2 separate regions of the Homo sapiens genome follow, and region 1 is linked to region 2. Evidence: chromatin loops called from intact Hi-C (ENCODE). Cell type or tissue: CD4-positive, alpha-beta T cell. All regions are shown on one strand.

What was found. A loop is a pair of places that touch in the nucleus more often than their neighbours do. Peaks named below come from ENCODE experiments on the same cell type or tissue, not always from the same donor. Only the 100,000 strongest peaks of a DNase experiment are listed, where the experiment ranks them.
Region 1: a loop joins it to region 2, with 2.2 times the contacts of the local background. A loop is called at or near these places in 4 of 110 quality-filtered maps.

Annotation. Positions count from the first base shown.
Region 1 is chr18:45,923,397-45,927,396 of GRCh38, reverse strand. EPG5 (ectopic P-granules 5 autophagy tethering factor) reads left to right here. Exons shown (of 44, transcript NM_020964.3): 14 at 1,495-1,659. Among named protein-coding and RNA genes, the nearest start is that of EPG5, 42 kb to the left of the region's middle. In CD4-positive, alpha-beta T cell, no CTCF peak of the experiment used is centred here; a DNase peak (open chromatin) is centred at 2,386.
Region 2 is chr18:46,090,045-46,094,044 of GRCh38, reverse strand. It overlaps ATP5F1A (ATP synthase F1 subunit alpha), which reads left to right. Exons shown (of 12, transcript NM_004046.6): 3 at 2,194-2,363. Among named protein-coding and RNA genes, the nearest start is that of TRK-CTT6-1, 2.7 kb to the right of the region's middle. In CD4-positive, alpha-beta T cell, no CTCF peak of the experiment used is centred here; no DNase peak of the experiment used is centred here.

The DNA of each region.
Region 1 (4,000 bases), 170 kb after region 2:
CATACTGTTTTCCATAGTGGCAGTACATGGTCATTTTCCTTTTAAGAAAAACAGTGTTGGCTGGGCACAGTGGCTTACGCCTGTAATCCCAGCACTTCGGGAGGCCGAGGCGGGTGGATCACGAGGTCAGGAGATCGAGACCATCCTGGCTAACACGGTGAAATCCCGTCTCTACTAAAAATGGAAAAAAAAACAAATTAGCCGGGTGTGGTGGCGGGCACCTGTAGTCCCAGCTACTCAGGAGGCTGAGGCAGGAGAATGGCATGAACCTGGGAGGCGGAGCTTGCAGTGAGCTGAGATCACGCCACTGCACTCCAGCCTGGGCTACAGATAGAGACTCTGTCTCAAAAAAAAAAAAAAAGAAAAGAAAAACATTGTATGCTACTGCAAGATGATTATATTGAGATAAAAAGCTTTTCATATACAGTTCAATACAGTAGGAAGTTTTCTGTTGCTCCTTCTTGAGTGATTAGTGGATGAATTCCAGAGAAATGTACAGTGGATCATATGATTCTTTCAGTTTGAGCTCATGACATTTTTCTCAAGTGTTTTTCTTGTTTTTGGCTTCTTTTTTTTTTTTCTCCCAAGACAGAGTCTTGCCCTGTCACCCAGGCTGGAGTGCAGTGGTTCAATCTCAGCTCACTGCAACCTCCGCCAATGGGTTCAAGCGATTCTCCTGCCTCCTGAGTAGTTGGGATTACAGGCGCGTGCCACCATGCCTGGCTAATTTTTAGTAGAGACGAGGTTTCACCATGTTGGCCAGGCTGGTCTCAAACTCCTGACCTCAGGTGATCTGTCCACCTGGGCCCCCCAAAGTGCTGGGATTACAGGCATGAGCCATCATGCCTGGCCCAGATTTATCTTAATTTGCACACTTGGATGTGTTATTTTAAAAGTAGTGCTGTAGACTTTCTGTAAATAGGATTTAAAAATTTTTTATTGTGGATTATTTCAAATACATATAAAAGTAATGAGAATAGTATGGTATAATGGCCTATCATCAAGTTTTAACAATAGCTATCAACTCTTGGTCTCTTTGTTGATCTTGTTTCATCTTACCACCCTCCCACTCACCCCACCCCCGGCCTGGATGGCTTGGAAGCCAATAGAGTATCTTTCTAAATGCCATAGAATGAATAATTACTTAAAGTGCTAAATTCTTTTGCAAAGTGAATAGCCGTCCCCCGATTTATCATGACTTTAAAAATGTGCATTAGTGTGGTGGTTTACCTAAACTGAAGCATACCAATTTGAATATTTAAAAAGATTGATCTTTACAAAGGATTATGAAATGTGCTTTTGATGTATCATCAATTTTAATACCCACTTGATTTGGTTGTCCGTGATTTCCATTTCACTTGTCTAAAAATTAAACAAAAACTCCAGTTCCTTTTGGAGAAATTTTTTTACAAGCAGTTTAATAATATAATATTGTAGTAATATAGCATTGTTTCTAAGTCTTTATTTAATGATTATTGTTTTCTTTTTAATAAGGTTTCTCTATACTTGTTTAAAGAACTGCCTTTGTATCTTTGGCAACCTTCTGCATCTGAGATAGCGGTGATTCGGGATTGGTTATTGAATTACAACCTGACAGTGGTGAAGAATAAACTGGCCTGTGTTATTCTTGAAGGACTGAATTGGGGATTTGCTAAACAGGTATGTGTTCAAACCATTCCCTGGAGACTGGAGGTTGTACATGCATCTGTTTCAAAGAAGGATTTTGTCAAAACACTAACATTTCTGAGTACCATTTGCAAGGTCTACAAATTCTTTGTAGCTGTGTCAGAGTTTAGGATTTTCTGTTTAATTCTCTTTTGCAGAATGAGCAACTATTAAATGAGGATAAATTGTTCCACATTGAAAATTCTTCCCTTTTTCCTTATTCCCATGTATCTGTTTTTATTTTTTATTTTTTTTGTTTGAGACAGAGTCTTGCCCTGTCACCCAGGCTGGAGTGCGGTGGCACTATCTTGGCTCACTGCAACCTCCTCCTCCCAGGTTCAAGCAATTCTCCTGCATCAGCCTCCTAAGTAGCTAGGATTACAGGTGCATGCCACCACACCTGACTAATTTTTGTATTTTTTAGTAGAGACAGGGTTTTGCCATGTTGGCCAGGCTGGTCTCGAACTCCTGACCTCAAGTGATCCACCTTGCCTCGGCTTCCCAAAGTGCTGGAATTACAGGCATGAGCCACCGTGCCTGGCTGTATCTGTTGTTTTGTCTCTGGCTAGTTACTTTAGTTTCTCCTAATTGCCTCTTCTGCCTCTCATTCCTTTTTCTCCTGTAATTTGTCTTGCATGTCATTGTCAGGGTTGTTTTCTGAAACACTATGCATTGGTTAAGAGTCTGAGCTCTAAGCCAGCCTCCCTGGGTTCTGATCCCAGTTCTGCCACCTTCTGGCTGTGTGACTCTGAGCAAGTTTCCTAAACTCTTTGGGCCTTAGTTGCTTATTTGTAAACATTCATATTAACGAGTATACCTCAATGTCTCACAGGGTTGTTTTTTGTTTTGTTTTGAGATGGAGTCTCAATATGCTGCCCAGGCTGGCCTTGAACTCCTGGGCTTAAGAGAGCCTTCTGCCGAGTAGCTGGGATTACAGGCGCGTGCCACTGCGCATAGAGTTGTTGTAAAGGTTAAACAAATGAGGAAACACAAGATGTTTAGGATGATTCTTGCCACACATTACGTACTCAGTGGTGTGGTTATTATTAAGGGTTTGCTATGTAGCATATATCTTCAGAGATACATTTCAAGTGATTTTCACTGTTAAAAGACCTTCTCTGCCTCTTTACCATAGGCCTTATTTGTTAGCTCTTCCATAAGAAGATTAACATTTAAAAGGGAAAATGGTGGCAAACTCAGCCCTTTACACCTGTCTGACAGGTTTTGTTCTGAGCAAGTCATTTAGTCCTGGACAGCATGATACCTGTTGTGCAGATGAGGAAACTGAAGCCCGGGAGCTTTTCTGCTGAGGTGTCCTTGACCACTTGGGACTGCCCATAGATTCATCTGGGCCCTCTCTCATTGACATGCTCGTAGGCAAGAGCTACAGGGGGCTGTTTTCCACCTTCACATTCTCTGGCTTGTGAACAGAATCACCTAGGCTCTCCTCTTGAAGAGCTGCGTGAGAGTCTCCTTATGCCTTTGTTAAGAGTTAGGAAAGTCATCTTTCTGAAAGGTTTAAGGAATGTATTTTTCCAGGCTGCAAAGGAAGATAGTGTAGGAAATTTGATAGGCAACTTCAGGCATCAGAAGGAATATTTTACCTGTGTTGCTGAGTGTCTTATTTATTGTAACTAATGATAGAACAGGAAAAGGGAATGTAGACATAATTTATTAAATATCTTTCTCTTTTTTTTTTTTTTTTGAGTCAGAATCTCACTCTGTCACCCAGGCTGGAGTGCAGTGGCACGATTTGGCTCACTGCAACCTCTGCCTCCTGGGTTCAATCAATTCTGCTGCTTCAGGCTTCCAAGTAGCTGGAACTACAGGCGTGCACCACCGTACTTGGCTAATTTTGTATTTTTAGTAGAGACAAGGTTTCACCATGTTGGCCAGGCTGGTTTCAAACTCCTGACCTCAAGTTATCTGTCTGTCTTGGCTTCCCAAAGTGCTGGGATTACAGGCATGAACCACCACGCCTAGACAGTTCATTAAATATTTTTCTGTTTAATTAAGCATCTTCCTGGTTTGTGGCGTTGCCCTTGACCCGAAGTGTTTGTAGAGATTCTTGGGTGGAATGGGGGATGACATTCAAAGATAACCTTTTTTGGCTGGAGTAGGGGTTAAGTCAGGTTCAAACCTATCTAGGTACAGTGTTATTGCCCTTGACAGTTTTTTGCCCATTGTCATTTTATAGTTTGACTGTGTGGGATGTGATTTTTGGAACATTTAGCTTCTACATCGAAGATCCTTTGTTACTATTCTGCCTAATGTTTTGATTCAAAGGTACAAAAACAAAACAAAACCAAGGTTGTATGTTTGTGATTATTTTTCT
Region 2 (4,000 bases):
GCCTCTGCCTCACGGGTTCAAGTGATTCTCCTGCCTCAGCCTCCCGAGTAGGTGGGATTACAGGTGCCCACCACCACACCCAGCTAATTTTTGTATTTTTTGTAGAGACAAGGTTTCACCATGTTAGCCAGGCTGGTCTCGAACTCCTGACCTCAGGTGATCCACCTGCCTTGGCCTCCCAAAGTGGTGGGATTACAGACATGAGGCACTGTGCGTGGCCTCCTTTTTTTTGAGACTCTGTTGCCCAAGCTGGAGTGCAGTTGCGCCATCTCAGCTCACTGCAACCTCCACCTCCCAGGTTCAAGTGATTCTCCTGAGTCAGCTTCCCTAGTGGCTAGGATTACAGGCACGCACCACCACACCTGGCTAATTTTTGTATTTTTAGTAGAGATAGAGTTTCGCCATGTTGGCCTGGCTGATCTCAAAGCCCTGACCCCAGGGGATCCGTCTACCTTGGCCTCCCAAAGTGCTGGGATGTTTTTTTATTTTGTTTTGTTTTGTTTTTTGAGACAGAGTTTCGCTCTGTTGCCCAAGCTGGGGTGCAGTAGCGTAGTCTTGGCTCACTGGACCCTCCACCTCCTGGGTTTGAGTGATTCTCTCCTGCCTCAGCCTCCCGAGTAGCTGGTATTACAAGCATGCACCACCACAGCTGGCTAATTTTTTTTTTTTTTTTCCTTAGTAGAGATGGGATTTTGCTGTGTTGGCCAGGCTGGTCCAAACTCTTGGCCTCAAGTGGTCCGCCCGCCTCCCAAAGTGCTGGTATTACTGGCGTGAGCCACTGCACCCAACCCCTGTATGCTAAGATGAAGAATACCACCTATACTACCCTGTGTGCCTTGAAAGAGAAAGACACACTTTGTTAACAGTTGATTTTTATTTTTTATTTTTTATTTTTTTGAGATAGAGTCTTGCTCTGTCTCCAGGCTGGAGTGCAGTGGGGCTATCTCAGCTCACTGCAACCTCCTTCTCCCAGGTTCAAGTGATTCTCGTGCCTCAGCCACCCAAGTAGCTGGGATTACAGGCATGCACCACCATGCCCGGCAAACTTTTGTGTTTTTAGTAGAGATGGGGGTTTCACCATGTTGCCCAGGCTGGTCTCGAACTCCTGGCCTCAAGTGATCCACCCCCTTTGGCATCCCAAAGTGCTGGTTTTACAGGCATGATCTACCGTGCCTGGCCAACAGTTGGTTTTTAAAATATGTTTTTATTGAATTTAGCCAAAAATTCAGGTTTTAACATAGTTACAGATTTCTTAGAAATTAAAGGAGAACATTTATTTTAAGGGTTTTACTTAATTTGATTAGCTTCTTGTCTGGTTTACATTTGTTTTGTGTGGACTTTTTTTTCCTTAATCACTTGGTTTTATTTTCATAGCTTTTAAAAATAGAATCTCGTGTTACAGTGTAGAATATATATATATATATATAATTTTTGTGTGTGTGATAGTCTCACTTTGTCACCTATGCTGGAGTGCAGTGACACAATCTTGGCTTACTGTGACTTCCACCTCCCAGGTTCAAGCAGTTCTTCTGTCTCAGCCTCCTGAGTAGCTGGGACTACAGGCATGCCCGTGCCCAGCTAATTTTTTTTTTATTTTTAGTGGAGACGGGGTTTCACAATGTTGGCCAGGCTGGTCTCGAACTCCTTACCTCAAGTGATCTGCCTGCCTCAGCCTCCTAAAGTGCTAGCATTACCACTGTGGCTAGCGTGAGCCACTGTGCTGGGTCTGTAGAATATATTTGGATTATTATGATCACAAAACTAGTTTTTTGTTGTTGAGAAATGGGCTTTGAAAAGATCCGAGGACCAGATTTTTATTATTATTATTATTATTATTATTATTATTATTATTATTATTATTATTTTGAGATGGAGTTTTTGCCCTTGTTACCCAGGCTTGAGTGCAATGGTGTGATTTCAGCTCACCGCAACCTCCGCCTCCTGGGTTCAAGCGATTCTTCTGCCTCAGCCTCCGCCTCCCGAGTAGCTGGGATTACAGGCATGTGCCACCATGCCCAGCTAATTTTGTATTTTTAGTAGAGACAGGGTTCTCCATGTTGGTCAGGCTGGTCTCAAACTCCTGCCCTTAGGTGATCTGCCTGCCTCAGCCTCCAAAAGTGCTGGGATTACAGCTGTGAGCCACTGTGCCTGGCCCAGATTATTTTTTTAATTGAATTGAATTGTCTTCCATAGGGACTGCTGAGATGTCCTCTATTCTTGAAGAGCGTATTCTTGGAGCTGATACCTCTGTTGATCTTGAAGAAACTGGGCGTGTCTTAAGTATTGGTGATGGTATTGCCCGCGTACATGGGCTGAGGAATGTTCAAGCAGAAGAAATGGTAGAGTTTTCTTCAGGCTTAAAGGTAAATTATAAAATAAGATTTTGGTGTTTTAGGATCTAAGTCTTCTCAGTTATTCATTTAGCGATTCAAAGATTGTATCAGATTTTTAAAAAACTTTGTCTTAATTTGCCTCAGATTTTTTTCTTGTTATTATCATAGATTGTAAAGAGAATAAACTTAAGGGTTTGAATTAGCCAAGTTTTTTTACTCTAGGGACTGATTTATACATAACTTGTAGCCACTGGCTCCAAAATATAAAATTGAATAAACTTTCACCCCAAATCCAAGAAGTTTAAGTCTGTTCTGTCTTGCTGTTAAGATTATTTTATACAAAAGCAAAGCATTTGATAACTTCAACAAAATTTTTCTGGTGGAAATTGGAAGTCCGTGACTTTGTATTTCTAGTGAGTAGACATATTGTTCAAAGGCGAGTTTTGGTGTAGCTATCAGAAGCTCTCTAATGTAAGTCTACTTTGTATTGGGTTGAGCCTCATCTGTCAGGGTATGAGAAATAAGTTGTAGGAGTTAGGGAAAGCAGAGGATGACATCTGGATAAACTAGAGAGAGTGGAACTGTCTAGTAGGCATGCAGATATGGGAAAAGATAGTCTTGATACTCTTGGTAATGTCTACTACGGAAAAAGAGCCACTTGATGTGGAAGAATAATTACAGAGCCCAAAGTTATCATTAGCTGTAAGACATTGGCCAATTTAGCATCTTCAGTGTACAGTATTTATCTTTGAAAGGTGAGGTCGAAACAGATTAATTCTGAGTTCCCCTTTTAGCTTTTGAAATCCAAGTGTCTAGAACAGTACTGTCCAGTAGTATTGGAAATATGTAGTATTCTGCAGTGATGAGAATACATCTGTGCTGTTTAATATGGTACCTACTATACTATCACTATTAATCATGTAAAATGTGGCTAGTGTGACAGGAACTGAATTTTTAATCTTTTAAATTTGACAAATTTAAATAGCCACATGTGGTTAGTGGATGCTGTATTGAACATCAGAGATGTAGGTTAAAGTTTTTGGATGTGTAATGATATTCCATGATACTCCAAGTACTTCTCCAGAGTTTTCATTATTGACCAGACTATTCCTGGAATAGCCTTTTTGCTTCAGACATGATTTAAAGATCTAAAATATAGTTTTAATGATGAGAGATGATTTGGTGCTGTTATGTTATGAAAATTTGTATTTGATTGGTTACAGTTAGGTAGCTTTTAATTTCACTTTCTACTAACTCGAAGAGTACAGGTTTTGATTAATTTTTGAAACTGTTTATGGAGCTTCTCACACATAAATAAGATGATAATCAAATTTGTCTTAAGATTTCCATTTGGCCTTCATCACTTTATTTCATACTGATCACCCAGCCCAAGAATCATTGCCAAAGAAAATACAGTGGAAAAAAGCTTATTAACCTGTCCAATTTCTTTGCTTCTGTAATAGTTATTTGAGGATATGATAGTGAGCATATTAGGCTTATCAATGTGCTGTCCTAAGATTATTCAAAATAGCAATTTTAAAAGTCTTAATCAGAGAGGGTTGTTTGTTAGTTGGAAAAGTACTCAAGAATAAACCAGGTGAAAAGGACAATACTGCTTCCCCCCCCACCCCCCGACTATTTTCTTATGTAGTATTGGTGTATGGGGA